Linked DNA regions of Mus musculus: regions 2, 3 and 4 are each linked to region 1. The links are chromatin loops, found by intact Hi-C in ENCODE. Cell type or tissue: heart. All regions are shown on one strand. Region 1 has its middle 33 kb from the start of Tmem28. Region 2 overlaps Eda (ectodysplasin-A). Region 3 holds the start of Eda (ectodysplasin-A). Region 4 has its middle 14 kb from the start of Igbp1.

What was found. Peaks named below come from ENCODE experiments on the same cell type or tissue, not always from the same donor. Only the 100,000 strongest peaks of a DNase experiment are listed, where the experiment ranks them.
Region 2: it touches region 1 in a loop (12-fold over the local background); 10 of 42 quality-filtered maps call a loop at or near these places.
Region 3: a loop joins it to region 1, with 11 times the contacts of the local background. A loop is called at or near these places in 14 of 42 quality-filtered maps.
Region 4: it touches region 1 in a loop (11-fold over the local background); 10 of 42 quality-filtered maps call a loop at or near these places.

What each region holds. Positions count from the first base shown.
Region 1 is chrX:99,850,632-99,855,631 of GRCm38, reverse strand. No RefSeq gene overlaps it. Among named protein-coding and RNA genes, the nearest start is that of Tmem28, 33 kb to the right of the region's middle. In heart, a CTCF peak has its summit at 2,293 (motif pointing left); a DNase peak (open chromatin) is centred at 2,041; H3K4me3 peaks cover 679 bases; H3K27ac peaks cover 700 bases; H3K27me3 peaks cover 1,314 bases.
Region 2 is chrX:100,390,223-100,395,222 of GRCm38, reverse strand. Eda (ectodysplasin-A) reads right to left here. Exons shown (of 8, transcript NM_001177937.1): 5 at 3,848-3,882; 6 at 2,839-2,890; 7 at 80-204. Among named protein-coding and RNA genes, the nearest start is that of Mir676, 12 kb to the right of the region's middle. In heart, CTCF peaks have their summits at 10 and 2,691 (motif pointing right); no DNase peak of the experiment used is centred here.
Region 3 is chrX:99,975,496-99,980,495 of GRCm38, reverse strand. Eda (ectodysplasin-A) reads right to left here and starts at 4,890. Exons shown (of 8, transcript NM_001177937.1): 1 at 4,320-4,890. The coding sequence starts at 4,715. In heart, a CTCF peak has its summit at 1,959 (motif pointing right); no DNase peak of the experiment used is centred here; H3K4me3 peaks cover 1,383 bases; H3K27ac peaks cover 383 bases.
Region 4 is chrX:100,477,458-100,482,457 of GRCm38, reverse strand. It overlaps a transcript of Awat2 not described here. Among named protein-coding and RNA genes, the nearest start is that of Igbp1, 14 kb to the left of the region's middle. In heart, a CTCF peak has its summit at 1,908 (motif pointing right); a DNase peak (open chromatin) is centred at 1,937.

The DNA of each region.
Region 1 (5,000 bases):
GGTTCTGACTCTGGTTTGTTGGCTTGTTTGTTTGGAGTGGGTGGATCTTTTGGTGTCTGTCAGTCTCAGTTTTCTCACCTGTAAAGGCCAACTAGTAATCTCTCCTGCATAGGGTTATTGTGAGGATCAGCAGGACACTGTATGCACAGGAACATTACAAATAGGATATTCTTAGCAGTGGGGCTTGTTTACAGACAAGAAGATGTCATTTCCCAGGGAAAGCTACCCAGAAATGGAACCAGGGAAGATAAGCTCTCTTCTTCTGCCATTATTATCTTTCTCAGAGCTCTAGCTTTGATTCTAAGCTTTTGTATCCACCAGGCCACATCTATGGCTCTATCTGACCCTGGGCACTGATCATCAATGGCTCTATCTGACCACGGGCACTGATCTCTAAAGTTCAAGGGCTTGGGCATATTGAAATTTACCAGAAGTGTTTCTTTGCCAGCAATCTCCCTTTGTCATTTTTGAGGTTCATCTTCAATTTTAAAATTTTTATTATATTTATTTACTTGTGTGTGTGTGCTTGTATGAACATAAACATTCTACAATGAGTGTGTGGAAGGTTTTACCTTCAATTATGTGGGTCCTGACCAAACTCTGGTCTCCAGGATTGGTGGCAAGTGCCTTTAGCTTCTGAGCTATCTCAAGGGCTCTACATTTATGGTTTTTCATATGAATTTACAGGTTTATGTGGTGAGTTCAACAAGGCTAAATAAACACAGAGTCAGAGAGAGAGAGAGAGAGAGAGAGAGAGAGAGAGAGAGAGAGAGAGAGAGAGAGAAGAGGGGGGAGGGAGAGAGAGAGGGAGAGAGAGAGAGAGAATATATCTTCCTCATGAAGAACTATCTGTTGTCTTAGAACCTGTAACTATTAGGCTCCATAAGAATAACAAAACCAGAAAAGGTGCTTGCTGAAAGTGGGGCTCAGCATTGTGGGAAAAACTTGATCATGCATGTCACCAGGCACTTTGTGATACGATCAATGTATGTTTGCTGAGAATCAACCTCCAGTAAGCAGTGGGAAGGTCAGAAGGGGAAGATACTGGAGGGTAAAGGTGACAGAGTGGAGCACTTCAGAAACTGGGGGACAAGAAAAGGGCGGCACAGAGGACACAGATGGACTCTGGGTCTCTGGGAAGGCAGGCACATGCGCTGTGCATACGGTCTCCAGTCCTGTCACAATGTACTCCTGAGTGAAGACTGCTCAGACAGATGCCTCGGGAACCCTTCAGAGTCCCTCTGAGTCTCCCACTGGTCTAGACCTAGTCATGGCAGCCCACCAAAGGAAGCCTCTTAGTATAAGAGTTGAAGCCAACCGGCCAAAATGGTGTGGTCTAAGTGTGGAGGGCTTTGAATATAAAGCTTTTGCTTTCTCCAACCATTGCGAACCATTACAGGAGCAGGAAGTCAGACCAAAGCATGAGAAGGCACCTGGCCCCATGCCAGGGAGTCTCTTCTGCAAGGGCAGGAGGCTGGAGGCAGGTGTGGGAAGAATGAAAATCTGGGGACAAAATAGCAGGCATGATGATGGATCGGTAGGAGAGAGGAGGGAGGGAGAGAGGATGAGAGGAAGGAGGCAGGGTAAATGGAGAGCGAGAGGGAAGAGGAGGAGGGAAAGGGAGGAACAGAGAAGGGGAAGAGGAAAAGAGAGAGATAGAGAGAAACTGAGACAGGGACAGACACCCAGACACCATCTGGGTCTTTGTGGTGGAGGAGAGGAAGGCACCAAAGGAGTCCCAGATGATAACTGGCTGGCTTCTTGCTCTAATCGCCAGGGGGAAGGACAGGCCATTAGCACAAACAGTGAATTGGCCCCTTAATGGCTTTCTTCCTTCTGCACCAAAAGGCTGCCCATGCAACCCTGTACATCTTTTCATTCCAGCCTGGCTAGACGGGGCGGCCGGCTCCCAAGCTGTGGCTGAGACTCTGGAGCGCTGAGCTGCATTTCATGGCAGGGTTCCGGGAGGCCCCGGCCTTCAGAGGCCGGCTCTCCAGCCCAGCCTCCCGCGCCCCGCCCATGCCCCAGCCTCAGCCTGCGTTTGGCTTGACAGGGTAGTGGGGAAGCCAAGGCCGCCAGAGGCGGAGGGGAGCAGGCAACTGAGGGCCTGGGTGCGGATGAAGGCGGGAAATGGCCCAGACGCGAGGAAAGCAGGAAGGAGAAAGAGGCCAAGGAGGGAAGGCCGGCAGGGCGGACGGCAACGGACCCCCGCGCCTGGGCCTTGTTCAGCGGCTGCGCCTCCGCCTCCCTGGCGCCTCCCGCCCGGGTAGGAGGAGCCACAGCGCCACCCAGCGGCCGGTATCCGGGAAAGGCAGTTAGGGCTTTTCCGTTGCCCCGGAAGAGCTGGAAGCTGGGTGGTGCAGAGCCTGAGGGAAACACCTGGAAGATACCCTGGGCAAACGCAGGGCAATCTGTGGTTGATTAGCTTTCAAAACCAGACTCTCCGTTCACTTCATCTACCAATCCATCCAGAACGTGGTTGTACTTGAACCTTACCTCAGGTCAGCTGATAATAAGTCTTCTGAAGTTTAACAATCTTCCATGGCTCCCAAAGGACTGCGATGCGAAGCCAACCTAGATTTCCTGTTCTGACTGACCTTCAAGGCCTTTCATGTTTTTACCTTAGGCAATCTTTCAAGCTCATCCCTGGCCACCCACTCTGTACATCCTAAACCACTCTTTCTTACCCAAATGAACTACTTACCACCTCCACATTCATTCACTCTGTGGATGTTGACTAAAGCACTAGAGAAATGACAAAGAAAAAGAAAACAAAAAGCATGATAAAAAGGTCTGTCTTAGAGCTTCCATTCAAACGCAGAGACAACAAACAAGAAAGCAGATGTGAAAACCATTGTCCCGTGTCCACTTATCATTTAAAACAGTTCCATGCAGTCTAGATGGTATAAAAAGCAGGGTGACATGCCAAAATATTGGGGCCAGAGGGGCTCTACTATACAATGAGTAGTCAAGAGAAGCCCTCTGAGAAATTGACTTGTGAGCTGGAACCTGATAATGAAGAGTCAGCCTTGCAAAAATCTGAGGAAGGACATTTGAGGCTGAGGAACTGCAAACAGAAGTTCAGCATAGGTGGGGTGGCTGGAAGGGAGGAAAGTGATAAGGGAAGAGAAGGCAAGTTGTTTCTGCTTGTGGAGAGCTTGGTGAGCCATGGAGAGTTCCGATTGCTTTCTATGTGTGATGTGAAACTATGGGAAGTTGTTAGCAGGAGAAAATGAGATGGGTTTAATCTTTAGAAGAGTTCCACAGGAAGGATACCATCTCAGAGACCCAAAGAGTATTTCTCCATACCTCTTCCAGAATTTTTTGTTAGTTATGTTGTTCGGCTTTGTCATTCTGAGTGGAGTGGGGTAAGATGAAATCTCTAAGTTGTCTTTATTTGCATTTTCCTATTTGCTAGGAAGGATGAACATTTTTGAGATGTTTCTTAACTTGTGTGTGTGTATGTGTGTGTGTGTGTGTGTGTGTGTGTGTTTGGGGACTTCTCTGTTCAGATACCAGGTCCAGTTTTTGAATGGATCATCTGTGCGACATCTTTGCCTCTGGTCTAAGAGTCACTAGTGACCTGGACTCAGTGACACCAATGGGCATGGAAGACATTCTCAGAATCTACATGCATTTTGAGACATCTCTCTTTAGGGGTTTCTCTCTATACAAGGCAGGAGCTCTTGAGAGCAGATGCCATGTTGGAGTAACCTGGTGACACTCATCCTATGCTCCAAGGCAGTTATCCTCATGAACATTCAGTACTAAGTGAATAGATTTCTGTGTGGCCACCACAGTGCATGTGACAGGACATAATGGCAGTGGGAAAGAACTCTGAGCCTTTTGCTGTAATGGACTTTTGCCATTTTCTTCCCTTATCCTTGTGTCTTCTGTGCTAACAACTGGACCCAAGGCCTTCACTTAAGTTATTTTGAGTTGTTCTTTAACTATTTAACACCTAGTCCCATCCTTTTGTTTTAGAGATCAACCCCAAATGGAGGAAAAGGACTCTATGAATAATGTTGGGTAGACAGTCAAAATCATCATAGCATAAAATGTTCACCATTTTGAATCTCAAATCATCCCTTCTTCATACTTGCCCCCGTTCTTTACCCACATCCATTCTGCTATGATCCTTTTTAGCCTCTCATTCATTGCTATAGTATTACAGCACAATGCAAGTGAATCTCGGGGTGAAATTGCAAGTCTTAAAAAACAATTCAAGATTTCACGAAGTCAATGGAAGTGATAGTGGAGATCATCTCTAATGTCACACAGAAGCCATACTAAATGGGGATTTGGCAGAGATAGGCCAGTTACAACTGGCAAACTGACCTGGGTAATGACAGGATCAAGGTTTCAAAGAGAACAACTCAACTCTCATAGGATCAGAAGAGGTCCTTGGGATAATTGAGGAAGCTCTTGAATTTTAAACAAACAGAACCTTGCCTATGACTGTGCTGCAAAAGCCAACATTGTATTCTCATGCACTTGGTCTGGAAAATTACATTATCCTGCAACGTTTGAGTCATTTTTTTTGTTATTGTTGATCATTTTAAGAATTGCTGCATAGTTCCAATTATTTACACATTTTAAAATAGAAATTAAAATATTTCCAACATGTTCATTCCCCAGGTTAAAGCAAATGAAGACTTTCCCTTTTCTCTAGCTCTGTTATACAATGAAGCCCGTTTCTAGCACCACTTATCCTGGAATAACAAGGACTTCATGTAGCTGCAGTCTTCTCGTCACTGGTGATTGCTAGGACTGGCTGCACAGAAGAACCACTTGTGGGGTTTGTTAAACAAAGCTGAAACTGGGACCCTCCTCATCCCACACTAATTCGATTAGACTTTTGGCTGGCGGGGACCTGTTCTAATACTCTCCAGGTGATTGTAATGCAAGACCAGGGCTTCAGGCCACCAAAGTCCTCCCCACTTCATCCTGTGCTAAGAGATGGAGGCTGGCTGTAGTTGCACTGACCAGAGGGAAAGTGT
Region 2 (5,000 bases), 540 kb before region 1:
CAGTGCCCCTAGGTGGCCTGCACCATATCTGCACCCTGGATATAAGAAGAGTTAGGCCTAAGACCGTACTCACTTCTACCTGACTATAGATGAAGTAGGTGCCGTCCACCAGTACCTCCAGCTCCCCGCTGCGGGGATGTAGTTTAAACACCTTAGGGTTCATAGTGATGCGAGACCAGTCATTGAGCACTCCACCTGAAAGATCTCAGTATGAGAGAAGGGCAGTCACTCAGTACATGTCAAAATAATTCGGGCAACAGAAATAAATACCAACAGTAACCACCCCCCTCCCCATCAACCCTATCTAATACCAATGACCACAAAAGTTTCAAGGGCCAAGATTTTAAAAGAACATTTGGAAGCAGGAAAGGTGTACTGTTTGTAAAGTGGCTTCTAGGCTGGCCTGGGGACCTATGGACCTACGTATCAGTCTTTGTCCTTGCATTCTTGACCGTTCCATCAATAAAGCTCTTTACCTTCTAGTTGGAATCTGAGGTGGCGATGGTGAAAGAGGAGAGTAGGCACAGAACCATATTTTCTTTGTTGTTATGGTGACTGCACAGACAAAGTCCAGACACTGAGTGGCAGGCTAAGTCTTTGTATTCAATTTCACTTTGCTAGCAATATCACCCGAATTCCTCTCTTGTCTCAGAGGTTCCTGTGCTTTTGTCTCTTCTTAATAGATTCTTCTTTATGGCTCCTCCACACCCACTCCTTTCTGGGAAGCCTCCGAGGGCCCCAGGAAACCACTTAATCAAACAATCCATCTGTCTAGAGAACTAGTTGGTGATAATTCAGTATCAGGCTCCCCTGGCACTCAGACCCCATGGCAGCTGGGGATAGTGACCTCCGGTAACCAGGCCCCAGAGAGGGTGAGCTTTACAATGCTGGGGGAGAGCCTGCCAGGTTTCAGGAGACTGAATTGCCTAGGAGTTGAGGCAGCCTTGGCAAAGCCTTTGTTTTATATCCTTAATTCAGCTGGGGACGCTGGGGACAGAAGCATGAGAGGATGGAGGTATATTTCTCCTCTCATCCTGCAGATAGAAAGTTGCTCCTTCCTACAATAAGAAGAGGCAAACTAAGTTCACAGAGGCATTTTCTCTCAGCCATTTGTTCTTCACACAAAAACATTATGTTGTAAGCATCCATTCTTGGTCAGTCTCAGAAGGTCTGCCTCTCTGATGCATGGAGAAAAGAAAGCCATCTAAGTCCTGGCTCCAGTACTTCAGTGGACTGCTCTGCCTAGTGTCCTCTCACTGTGGCCTTGCTCCTCTTGTCTGCCTGTCAGCAGATACTACTACTGGGAATTTGCCTGCAGGGACTGGAAATTATCTTGCTCTTTTATGGTAGTGGGGGCAATTTGAACAGCTTCTGCTATAGAATGACCTCTAAGGCCACCACTTAGATACCCAAACAAATCTATTTTCTGTCTGACCACATTCCTCCAGGAAGGATGGTGACGATCGCCCACCTAAGACCCTGGGTCCTACAGTGCTTGGCCTCCCACAGGGCTGCTAGTGTTTTCCTCTTCCTCTACTCCGACTTGTACTTGCGAGGCTATTAGGCTGGGTATTCAAGTGACAGTCAAGGGAGTAGCTAAGCCCAATGGTGAGAGGAACTCAGCACAGGCACTTCAGGACTGACTGTGCTCTTAGAAGCTGTCCCCAAGTAGAGGTTTTGTAACCTTCCTTTACAGTGTCTGCTCACAGCCCCTCCCTTCCACTCCAAGCTCTGTAAGTAGCTGCTATGTTAGCTGGCTTGCTGCTTTCCAAGACTCCTGGGGGTTCATGCATTTTAGGCTTTGGGCACCCTGGAGACTGGACATTATTTAAAAGCGCTGTTCTTTAATGAATGTTCATGTCTCTTTGGGGGAAGAAAATGAACCAAATCATTCAGTGGAGTGTACACACACATCACTGGAGCAGCATAGCACAGCGCTGAGAGCTAGGAAGATATGGTTTTGAATCTCAGCTCCTAACTTCACTACAAAATCTTGGGCTACTTAAATTAAGTTCTCTGAGCTTTAGTTTCTGTTGCTGTTAAAAAAAACAAAACAAAACAAAACAAAGGAGCATTGCAACACCTACCTCATAGAGTGGTTGTGAAGGTTAAATAAAAAGAGAAACCATTTGGGAATTCTAAAGCACCACGCAAACACAAGGCTACAGTATGGTTTTCTTTGGTATTTCTAGTCTCTTTGGAACTCTGTCCCCCCATCTCATAAATGAGGGTATAACATAAAATCAGCATTTCTAAGCCCCGTTAACATGCTTTTGCTTTTGATAGACATTAGTGTCTCTTACTTCCTAGACACTAACATGTCCCCTCTCTGGGAGAAGCACTCTCTCCAGCCATTTTCTGTATAGAGCAATCAGACAAGATAATTTATTTAATATAGTTCTAACTTCCTTAGTTTCCACTGTGAAAGTGCTTATCAAATTACACATATTTCCATGGTGGCTGATATAAACATCAAAGCAGTCTAGGTAGATGGTTTCCCAAGTCCTTTTCAGATCCCGCATTAGTGGATTCAAAATGTAATTTAGGGGCTGAGGATGTAGTTCAAAGGTAGTATGTTTGGTTAGCATTCACGAGGCCCCGGGTTTGCCCTCTTATACTGCAAAAAGCAAAATTAAACGCAATTTGGGTGTAGCATCTGGTCTTGGTGCAAGCAGTTACTTCGGACAACCAGTAGAGGGCACGACGGAGTAGGAAATGCCCTTCTATGCCAAGGATATTCAGGGACTAGGGAGGAGTTAGGCTGGCTGATTATTTGGAGGCTGGGAATGAGGGAAGGGAGAAACTCCTAGGAGGGAGACATTCTACTTTGATTCTTACCATTTTTGACTTGAATTGCTGACCCTTGGCCCTGCAGATGCACCACAGCTGGCTGAGAAGATGAGAAGAAGAGAGTCACTATAATGACTGCTTGCCGTGTCATGCAGTCCTGTGTTTTTACCTCTGGCTTCTAGACTTTGTAGCCCATTTCTGGCCCCCTCCCTCTGTCTTGAGCTATCCCTAGCTCTATTTCTCCTAAAACATAGTAAGAGCTCTACGTCTTCACTCCGACCTCAGCCAAGTGGGAGGCTGCTGAGCTTTACCTCCCCCAACTGTAAAGCGGGAACTATAGGACTCTCTGCTGGTCACTCTCACAGTGTGAGATCTAATAAGGCAGTGAATATAAAATTGCCTACAAAAACGTAAGGCCTGTGCAACTCTGTAGATTTATCATTGTGACCAAATAACTGTAGTGAGGCTAGTTGCTGGGAGGAGCAAGGTAAGGAGGCTAGGCAGTAGAACCTGCCAAAAGACACAGATTGGAAAACTCAAGGACTAGGAAGGAACCTATAAGGCCATTAAGGGGGAAGCCCAGGCTGGCCTCAGCCTACAGCTAGTTGGCTGCTTTTCATGGACACACAAACTCTCAGCTTCAGATTCTAGGCAGCTTCAGGCATCTGAGGTGGCTTGGAAGTCAGAGGCCTAGGTATATATACACATGCACACACACACACACACACACACACACACACACACACACACACACACACATATGCCTGACAGGCAGGTTATTTCTATGGACTATTGGATCTGGCTGCCATGACCCTCTGTCACTCACGAAATGAGTAAAATGGTCCAGGCAAGACTTGTGTTCCTTTAGCTAAAAGCACATCCTTAGGGCGAACCTTTCCAATTCATAGGTATCGGCAACGGCTGCCCGTGAAAACCTCAGACCCTCCAGTACGACATCAAATAAAGCCTCTGGGAATCTCATAGGCAAAGGACTTCAAGGTGACCCCAAGCCTGAGGCCATCCCTCCTCCCCAGGAAGACAGTAATCCCCAGCCAACCTGATTTTCCCGAGTTCCAGTTTTATCAGCAGCACCTGCAAAATAGGATGGGGCAGTCAGAGTGCTGTGCTCTTTTCTACTTCCCTTTCCCATTTCAGCAGCCAGGGCTCCAGAGCCTGGATTCCACAGCCAGCCCTGTAGGAATTTCCTTCTCCAGGCCTTACAGCTGGAGGGAGTCATAGTACAACATGGGGCTGTTGATGGGAGAGAGTATCCCCTCCTTCCCATTCCTGTCCCTACCGACCATCTTCTTCAGAGGGTCTAGATCCCAGCAGGGAAGTTGGCCTCTGGCCAATATTGGCTCAAGGCAAGCCCCATTGAGCACCCACAGAGAGGAAAGAGAGGCTATGTGTGTCATTGTATGTCCTTAAAACAATGGCACTTGCTTTTCTAGCTCTTTGTTCTCTTCTTACTGATTTCACAAGAGCCACTGTCATTTATAAAGATCTTGTTTCTTTAAGTGTGTCTCTTTGACTCTAGGAAATAAACTCTATGAGAACAGGGACCACTTAGCAATGTATCTCTTTGTACACAGAAATTGTTCAATTAATATTTGTGGAATGATTGGGTTTAAAAAAAAACTTTTATCTCTTGTGGCCATGGTAACACTGCTGAGCCTGTTTGAATTACAAGTGAAAGAATCTGAATCCTGCTGCTGAATTCTTAGACCTGGGGAAATTAAGTTTAAGAAAACCTCAAGATAGAGGAGGGGAGCAGGAGAAAAATGTAACAAGTAGCATGAGTTCAGGCCGTCTTCCTCCTGTCAACTCTAATTAGGTAGGATTGGATCTGCAGCTATACCTGTTGCATGCCCCACTGGGCGCTAGGAGAAAAAGGCAAAGGGATGGAATGGCATTTAAACGAGCAGCATGGTTATTTAAGGGTCTAGTGTGAGACACATTTGGCTTAGGGACAGGGTGGTCTTGGTGTCTGGTTTTGTTAGACACAGCTTGAGTGATTCATACATTTCTAACCACTCGACTAGAAGGGGCTATTTCTACACCACTAGGCAAGGAGTCTCAAAGTACATGGAAAGACATTATAATAGGGTTGTCATTTTGTCCAGTCCCCAACATTCCTCCCACAAACTATTTCCATGCAAATGTCATGTGGTACTCTATGCTGGAAATCAGAGTAAGCCAAATCTATATCT
Region 3 (5,000 bases), 120 kb before region 1:
TGGCTTTGTTTTATATAAACGTTACCTAAGTCCCAAAATAATTTAATTCAACAACTATATTTCTACCTAGCTATAACTAGTGATATGTTGGGAATCATGAAGAAAGTAGATTTCTGAGGAGCTTTAAGGTAAAGAAAGGAGATTATTAAGATGAACCTCAGTAACAACGACAGAATAATTCCCAAAGAGAATATGGTTGGCGACTTCCAGGAGTAAAATTAGTGGGAATAAAAATGAGAGTGATATTATGATAGCCATTCTTCAGAAGACTTAAATAAGACACTGTAAAGTCTGCATTTAAACTCATGAAAGCCTATTTTTATCTAGATTCCATATACACAATTTGTGGGATCGCTTATGTTCGCCATGAATCACCCAGAATGATTCTTAGTTATTAGGAGTATCAAAACTTGGTATTCTAATAACAGAGCTAGTTATACCCAAAGATTTATGTTGATCATTAAAGCTGTCTTCTATGATATCACCTCAAATAATTAAGAAAATATCTCAAATATCTCAAACAGTCCTGAATAAATTCCTATTGATCTGCTTGTAGTTTAGTTGATGAGATACCACCTCTATCTCTCTCAACAGAACTTTTACCAACATTAAAAGACATCTAATACTTGTCTGTGTGATGTTGTTAGATCCCCTGGAACTGGAGTTGTAGGAAGTTCTGAGCTGCCATGTGGGTGCTGGGAATTGAACCCAGGTCCTCTGGAAGAGCAACCAGTGATCTTAACCTCTGAGCCATCTCTCCAGCATCTGATACTTAACACTGTATCTGCCACAGAGAAATTTTTATTTATTGAGCTTAGATTATTAAATTATACCAACAATGTTACTCATCTCTCTCCTGATTTGGAAGACTCTGATCTTTGATCCTCCCCCCCTCCCTCCCCCACTTCTCTCTAGTTCTCCAGATTGGAAAAATGACAACTAGAAAATCCCCACTTTTGATCAATTCAATTGGGTTTCTGGAGACTTATCAATTGGCTATAAGATTTTTTTTTTTTTTTTAGTAACAGTCATCAGAATTTTCTTTCTGATTGTAGGGAAAAAATCACATCTGATCTTCTTCATGGAAAAAAAAGGTTTGTTTTGTTGTTGACACGTTGCTGAGATTTTTCCGCCATGTTTTTGACATTTGAGAGACATAATCATGACCAGACCTTCTTCTCTACAGTGTTATCCAGTGATTTTCAATGTTTTGAATTATTTGTTGTCAAAATCAGACACTACTGGTGCATCTCTAGCCATCAAACTTATCTTCACTAAGTATCCATATGCAGCTACTCCTTCAGCTGAGGGAGACAGCCCCTGATTCCAGAAACGCTAATGTCAACCTCTCAGTTTTTATGAAACCATGTCCCTACCTTTCCAAAATCTCCCTTGCAGAGAATTGCTTATATTCCTACTTTGTGTCCTGAATTCTTTCCATATCCTGCTTTGTTTGTTTGTTTGTTTGTTTGTTTGTTTAATTCCAGTATGGTACAGACAAACCTTCAATGACTTCTGGAGTCTTTCCTTGAGTCATGATTAAGAGCCCACAGTCCAACCATCTCATAAGTATGAATACCTTTTTCCTTGCCTAAATACATGTCTGACCACTCATAATGAAAAGCCACTGATTGTTGGGCTCACCACAGTTTAGTTGCATCAGTTTCCCTTTACTCTTTCTAAATATGTTGGTAGGAAACCCAAGTATAGTACCCACTGGAAGATGCTGGCTTTGTTTCTAGTCCTCTGCATACAAGGTTTGCTGTAACAACATCTGCTTATGTTGAAAAACTAAAATATAAAATAAGACCTACATGGCCAAGTCCCACAAGGTTATTCACTTCCTTATTTATGAATCAGAATCTGTCAGCACAACTTAGAATTTTGACTGTCAGCAGATACTACCTACGATTAAATGTCACCGAAAAACCAGCAGAGGGTGCAGCAGGGCACTAGAAATGTTACCCAAGATATAGCACAGCAATGTAAATCAATTAGCCAATCAACTTTTCCTTTATTTATTTACTCATTCATTTATATATTTGTTTGTTTGTTTGTGTATATGCTAAGGCTAATATCACCAAAACAAATTAGTTGAATCTGGGATAAAATGTCTTCAGTGGGCTAAAATTCTCCTGAAAGTGAAATTCAAGATGAATAAGGAATATGTGATTAAACTTAGTCTGGTCAAAATTAGTTAGAGCAGAACAAAGTGACACAGATCTGAGCCTCTCATTTTGTAAAAAGCCTACTATGGAGTTTCAACCTGTTGTCCCTTCATCGCCCCCCTCAAAAACAAAGTTTCTCAGTAGACACTATATTATGGAGGACTGTGTACTAAACTGGAGGATGGCAGAGCACCTTCATCCTAGTTTTGACTCAAGCTAGGATATCTTGGGCCACTTACTTCTCCCTTGAGGCCTGTATGTTCTCCAAAGGAATCAATAAAATAGATTCAGGAGGTACCTTACAAATCTGGAAAACATAAATTCCAATTAATGCTAATGAATGTAAAGAACTGGTATCATTGCTTTGACTGCCCCATAGACTAAAATAGACTAAAGGATAGCAGATAAGAAGCTGTGCTGAAACACATAAGTATTTTTGCTACATCTGATGTAAGCAACTAAAGGCCATTGCAAAGCTGTGAGAGTCCCATGCCATCACAGAAGCTCTAGTATACTGCTGTCCCACAATCTCTAACCAGCGCTCTGTCCATCCTGATTGCCAAAAATCCTTGACCACCATTTGAGTAATTTCCTGATTTCTTTTGAGTGAGTGTGTGTGTGTGTGTGTGTGTGTGTGTGTGTGTGTACATACAGAGAGAGAGAGAGAGAGAGAGAGAGAGAGAGAGAGAGAATATCAAGGTGCAGCTGCTAAGTACCTCTACTAGGATCCTGGAGGGGGGTAGTAAATAAAAGACCCAGAGTCCTAATTCATTGTCATTTAGCCCCGGTGTTTAAAATTTCAAGTATGAGAAGCCCGTCTACTGATTCTCTTCTTTGATACGCAGTTATATAAATTTGAGTGTCTTTGAAAGACATTTTAGGTCTGAAGCAATTTTACAAAGCACATTGTTAAGAAAGAAAGGAAGGAAGAGAGACACAGAGAGAGAAAGGAAAAGAAGAGAAAGTGTGTGTTCTGACACTAGAGTATTATTATGAATGTGACACCTCTAAAGTGTACAACTTGGAAAGTCAAAGCAACACAAATAATGTTTAAAGAGTTGTGACAATAACTATGGGTATAGCACCAAGTACAGAAGGCTTCCATGTCTCACCTCAAGTAGCTTACTTACACAAAGTGTCGTTTTCTCCAGAAGTTACAAATTCACCATTAATCTTTAACCACCTCAAAAAGATTCTTGGATGTTCTGCCTAAGATTCAAGTGTGAGACAGCTATGGAAACCACAGGAAGACTTAATATCAAGTACACTAAATTTGCTGGAATAACGAGTAAGAAAAACAACTACGATAATGGTTTGCTAAAAGAGATACAAACCCTCTAAAGATTATCAAAACAAAACAAAAATCCAACTTCCTGTTCCAAAGGCAGCAATAATGAAAACTCTTCACACCCACTGCACCCAACTCCATCTACAAGAGTGTCAGAACCGGCATGCAAAGGGTGAGTTTTATTTCCATAGATTTTTTAAATTGCTGTTCAGAAGTTGTCTAGCAAGACGGCATATTTCTACCAGAATTCCTCAGGGGCGCTGATCCTAACTAGAACGCAGAAGAGAATCCGTCTCAAGTTGCAGGTAAGTGTGAAAAAAGCTCAGGTCCTGGTCAGCGCACAAGAATCCAGCGCTGAAAGTATGGTTAAAAGTTGTTTCAACGGGCGTGGAACAGTTAGTACAGCTGTTTACAGCTCCAACTCCAAAGAGGAGCCTGCTAGTGCTGGCATCAGCTCGGGACACGAAGAAACAAGCACCACGGGCAGAGAAACTCACCAGGGGGCACGAGGGGCCAAGCTGCTCGCCGTTAGACGGCCACGGGGGCGGCGCAGGCACCTCCGCGCCCGGATGGGTGCAAGGCAGGCCAACTTTTCGCTAAGCAGCCCACACCTCCCCGGGGGCGGCGCGTGCAGGCTGGGCTTTCCAACTCCACGGGACCGGAGAGGGTCTGGATGAGCCAAGGCAGGAACCGAGAACAACCTGACCTGGACAACCTCTCCCCAGCACTCCGGCCCACTCCCAGCTCCTGCCCTGGAACTTGGCTCTGAGTGGCAGAGTCCCCTGAGCCCTGAGGCCCAGGCCCCCGCCCAACCGAGCAGGGGAGGGGGCCTCCAAGGCCGCCGCCCCTCCTAGGTGACTCACCTGGTGCCGGTCCTGGGAGTCAGGGGGGAGTGGATCTTCTCCCGGTTCCAAAGGCTGCTGTTGAAAGGACGGCTGCCCCAGGTGGCGGGTGATGGGACCCACCGGGTCGAGGCTCCCAGGGCTGCTTAGGGTGCCAGAGGTGCCAGGAGCACCCGGGCCACCGAGGCGGGACTCGGTTCCCCGTTCCCGCCGCAATTCGGACCGCAACTCTAGGTAGCAGCACAGCGTCAGCAGGTGGAGGGCCAGCGAGAGGCCAAAGAAACCCAGGAAGAGCCGGCAGCTGTTCCCTTCGCCCGCCCGAGCAGGGGCCCCGCGACAGCCGCAGCCCTGGCTGCCCCGCTCCCTTGGCGCTGCCGCAGGCAGGGGTTCCCTGCGCTCTACCTCTGGGTAGCCCATGGCCTCCAGAGACAACCACTATCTGAGGCCCGGGAGCCTCTGCCTCTGCCTCAGTCCTTCACGACCCCTGACAGGCGACTACTGTCCTGCCATCGGCTGGGGGCTGCAGGGACCCGTTCCTGAGCGACGGTGGCTGGGCGGGACAGAACAGGGAGCAGCCGCATGTGCAGCTCCACTCCGAGGGGTGGGAAAGGGAGGAGGAGGGGCGGGCGAGAGGGGCGGCGCGGCCAGAGAGGGAATGAGGGAGGAGGTCCTCACCTACCCCGCCCCATGCCTCAAGGGGCG
Region 4 (5,000 bases), 630 kb before region 1:
TTACGTAGTATGTGACCCTTTGCAACTGGCTTTTGCCCCATCAGCACAGTGCTTTGGGATTTATCCAAATTGTTAAATGCACCAATAGCTTGTTTCCTTTTTATTGCTGGGTACCATTCAGTGGTGGATATACCTTAGTTTATTGACCCAGTGACCTAATGAAAGACATATTGGTTGTTTCCAGATTTAAGGTATTAAGAACAAAGCTGCTGGGGGCTGGAGAGATGGCTCAGAGGTTAAGAGCACTGACTGCTCTTCCAGAGGTCTTGGGCTCAATTCCCAGCAACCACATGATGGCCCACAATCATCTGTAATGGGATCTGCTTTCTTCTGATTTGTCTGAAGACAGAACACTCATATGCATAAAATATATGAATAAATAAACCTTTAAAGAAGGAATAAAGGTGCCATGCTTCTGCATGGTTTTGTTTAAACAAAACATGTCTTTACTTGAACAAAAAAGTGTGTTTATTTATTTATTTTTTTTTTGAGACAAGATCTGACTATGTAGCTCTGGCAGGCCTAGAAATTGCTCTGTGGGCCAGGTTGTCCTCAAACTCAGAGATCTATTTGTCTCAGTCCCCTGAGTGTTGGGACCAGGGGTATGAGCCACTTTGTCCAAAAAAAACCTTTTTTAAAATTTTGACGAATTCTGATAGCAAGTTTTTCTTTTATGGATTGTGATTTTGATGTCCCCTAAAGCCTTGCCCTAGGTCTCAAAACTTTTTCCTGTAAATTTGTATTAAAATGTATTCATTCATTTTTATACATGTGCAATGTGTGTGTGTATGAGTATTTCAGTGTGTGTGTGTGCCACATGTGTCCGGCCGGGTATTTTTAAAGGTCCGAAGATGGTGCTATTGATGTGCGGAGCTAGGTTTACAGGTCCTTATGAGTCACCTTGTGTCGCTGTTGGGAACCAAACTTGGGTCCTCAAAAAGAGAAGCAACTGCTCTTGATTTTTGTTTTGGCTTTTTTGGGGAGGGAGGAGAGGAGGGAGACTATCCTTCATCGAATTTTTTTTTTTTTTTTTTTGTAGAAGACAAAAATCAATTAGACAAATTTGTGGTCTAATTCTGCATTCTCTTCTGTATTTTACCTGCGTATGTAATTCCTACCAGTACTAAAGAACATAGTCTCCTGAGACAGAGTGCCCTGTGTTCATTGCTAGATGCTGAGTGAACTACCCTTCAGAGCTTCCTGCCTCATTCATTCAGTATGTGGAATGGGCCTCCAGAATCCCACATGATCTTGCCTCTGCCTACTTCACTGGGGGTCCTTTCCTAGCCCGTTGCTTTGCTTTCATTGTGTTCACTCTGCTCCAGTCACAGGGGCTTCCCAATTGCTCTTCAGTCACGCTGTACTTCCCCTCCCTCCCCATCTTTCCTAGGCTGTTTTCTTGCCCAGAACCAGCTTCCTGCAGGCGTCATCATGGCTGCCTCCTTTACCTCCCACTAGTCTTGTTTGTGTTTTTGTTTCTTTTACTTCAAACACAGCTTTATTTAAAACAGAGAGGATTATTTTGCCTCTCACTTTCTTGTTTTTCTTTCTTTCTAGCATTCACAAACGAACACAGCATCATCTAATATATACGTTACCTATTTCTCAACACACACTTTATTATCGAATACCACCAATCTCTGCTCACTTGTTCTTGTCTGTCTCCCAACCTGCACGCTGTGTGCTCAGTGAGAAGAGGCTTTTTTTCTTAGTTTGGCTCTCTGCTGTAGTCTTAGTTTTTCAGACTGTGTCTATTGTAAAGCAAGTCTGTTGCATGAAGAAATGAAATAAATGGACAGGTGGATGCAGGCATAAGCGAAAGAATAAATATCGTGTGAGCCCCAGCCTGTTTTACTTGCCTTGTGTCTTAAGCATGTAACCTTGGACTCACTCATTTGCTTCTCCTATGGCTGACCACCAGATGGCAGTTGGAGCCTGAACTTCTGAACCTCCACCCATTGCCCCGCCCCTAAGCCAACCCTTCACCCAGCACCAGTCAGTCCTGCCCAGAACTGTTATTTGTTTGTTTTTGTTTTCTGCTTGTCTCTTTCTTGTTGGTTGTTTTTTTAACCTCCTTATCCTAAGAGCTCACTGATTTTGTGCAAACTCCTAACTTAGATAGTAGCATCAATATCTGAAGTTATTTTTTTTCTTCTTTAGAAAGGTTCCAATTTCTTTCCTGTTCCACTGCTCTCTCAAGTTCAGATGGAAGACCCTGCCCATTGTGGCGATTCCAAAGTAATTATCTACAGCCTCTAGGACAATAAGATAAATGGCCCTAAAGAGATTTGACTTCTACTTCTTAACTTCAGCAAACCCCTCTGAGAGTTGATGTGTCCTCACATGAGTAAAGATGGTGCATTTCATCACCATGGCTGAGCCTTAGGTTCTACACCACAGCACTTATTAGCCTTGTGTTCTGGTTGAAGTTAACCAGCTAACATAGATCTTCAAGCCTTGGTTTTCTTAGCTGCAAAATGGGGGTAATCATGGCACCACATTCACAGAGTAGGCATGACGATTCAACATTGGCAGAATGCCTGGCATAGAATAAAGTCCAATTAAAGAAAACCTGGAGAAGGGATGAGAATAAACATGACGAGACATGGTAGGGACTGGCCAGGGAATAAGTATGTGGCGCCAGTAAGATGACTAGAAGGGAGAAGCCCAGAAAAGATGAGAGACGCAAGAATTCCATCCCCAAACACATTACCTTTCAGCTGCAACTTGCAAGGTAGGTCAGATGTGCCAGCTAGTCAATGTGGAAAGAGCATTCTGCAAAGGAAACATGGAATATGCAAATAGAGGTATGAAACTCTAGCTGCTAACAGTCCTTTTAGTAAGTAAATAATTAGCATGACTGAAATGTAGGAATGACCAAAAGTAAAGCCAGACAGATGTGTAGGAGCCAGACTGTAAAGGGCCTCATGGGGTAGGTGAAAGAGACCAAAATTGACCAAGCTATGGTGGAGAATTCTCAAGTGTTAAGCAGGAAAGACAGTGATTGCTCCAGATGGCTTACAAGTCCAGTTGCCTTGGAAGGCGTAAGCTGGAGGCTGGGGAAAGATGTGCTGAGCTTAGAAGAACACTTACAGAGACTGGAGATGAAGGGCTAAAGTTTATGCATCGCTTTGTTTGTTTGTTTATGTTTATGTTCTTTTACCAGAGGATAAGATCAATAACTAAGCTTTCCCAAAAGCTCACCTGAGAAATAGAGAAAAAGCTAGAGCCAGATGAGAAAGTAGAGTCATGGTGAAGTGTGGAGTTTTAAAATCAGAATGAGAGTTGGGACTCTCCTGCTGCCCATAAGGCCTAACACTAATTAATGGAAGTTGATGGAAGTTGGGGGAGAGACCTCATGTCTAGGCCTGCCCTGGCTTCAGTCTGGTCCCTTATCCTCTGACACCCTTGTGTCTCTGAGCCAGAATGCCATGATATAAGGGCCGAGTGACTACTATTTTCATGGATTAACTGTTATGAGAGACTCAACTTTTTACATAGAGCTTGTGTTTCCTTTCCGATGGAGAGATTTTCTTTTTTTCTTTTTTTTCCATTTTTTATTAGGTATTTTCTTCATTTACACTTCCAATGCTATACCAAAAGTCCCCCATACCCACCCACCCCCACTCCTCTCCCACCCACTCCCCCTTTTTGGCCCTGGCGTTCCCCTGTACTGGGGCATATAAAGTTTGCAAGTCCAATGGGCCTCTCTTTCCAGTGATGGCCGACTAGGCCATCTTTTGATACATATGCAGCTAGAGTCAAGAGCTCCAGGGTACTGGTTAGTTCATAATGTTGTTCCACCTATAGGGTTGCAGATCCCTTTAGCTCCTTGGCTACTTTCTCTAGCTCCTCCATTGGGAGCCCTGTGATCCATCCATTAGCTGACTGTGAGCATCCACTTCTGTGTTTGCTAGGCCCCGACATAGTCTCACAAGAGACAGCTACATCTGGGTCCTTATAATAGTCTTCAAGGACTGAGAGAACTTGCAGGCCAGCCAGAGGAGGCATCCAGTTTGTTCTTTTTTTTTTAATTCCCCAGGATATGAGCCCAGCACTTTTCCTCTGTCCACTTTCTTTGTACTTTCAAAGGTCTTTATTCTCATACCACATCATTCTTGTATTCCACACCAGGAGTGGGTGGGAGAATGTTGCTCTTTACTTTTTTTTTTCTTTTCCAATACCAACACTTTCTTCCCTGGCATGGGCCTCTTTAAAAGTACCTAAGGCAGGATAGGTGAGATGGCTCAGCAGATAAATGCACTTGCTCTGTAAGCTTGAGTTACATTCCTGGAACCCACATGGTAGAAAGAACTCACACGAGTTGTCTTCTGACCTCCACATGTGCTCTATGGCACAAGGACATCCCTGTACTTAATAAATGTAATGAAAAATGCCCAAGACATACATTCATAGTCTCTTGTGTACACAGGAGGAAGGGGGGCAACCAATGCTCCACCTGCTCTCGGCCTCGCTATCTTGAACCTCACAGGCTGCAGTAGAAAGTCTGCCTTTGTACCTCAAGGCTGTCTTGGCTCTGCAATTTTCCTTCTAACCTAGTCTGGGGTGAAAATGTGGGAATTTTCAGGGGATGAGAAAGGGACAACGATCCCAGATGCATATGAATTAATTAATTCATTTTGTTTTATATTAAATGTTTTACAAGTATTTGTGCTGATTCTTCATAGCAACCCCGTGAGATGGGTCTTGGTATCTATCTGTATTTTGCACAGGAGGGAACTGAGGTGCGGGGAAGTCACAGAATTTGCTTAAGATTATTAGGGTAGTTATTGAAGAACTCAGAACTTAACATGTGTGTTTTACCTCATACTCATTTTTGCCTAGTAAGTCCTACTTCACGGGCACTGAGGATGGACTGAGAAGAGAACCCCCTTAACCTTTTTTTTTTTTTTTCTGCCACAGGAAAAGTCTAGAAGAAAGAGGTTTTTGTTTGTTTTTGTTTTTTTTTTTGTTTTTTTTTTTTCTTCTTTTTGTTCTGG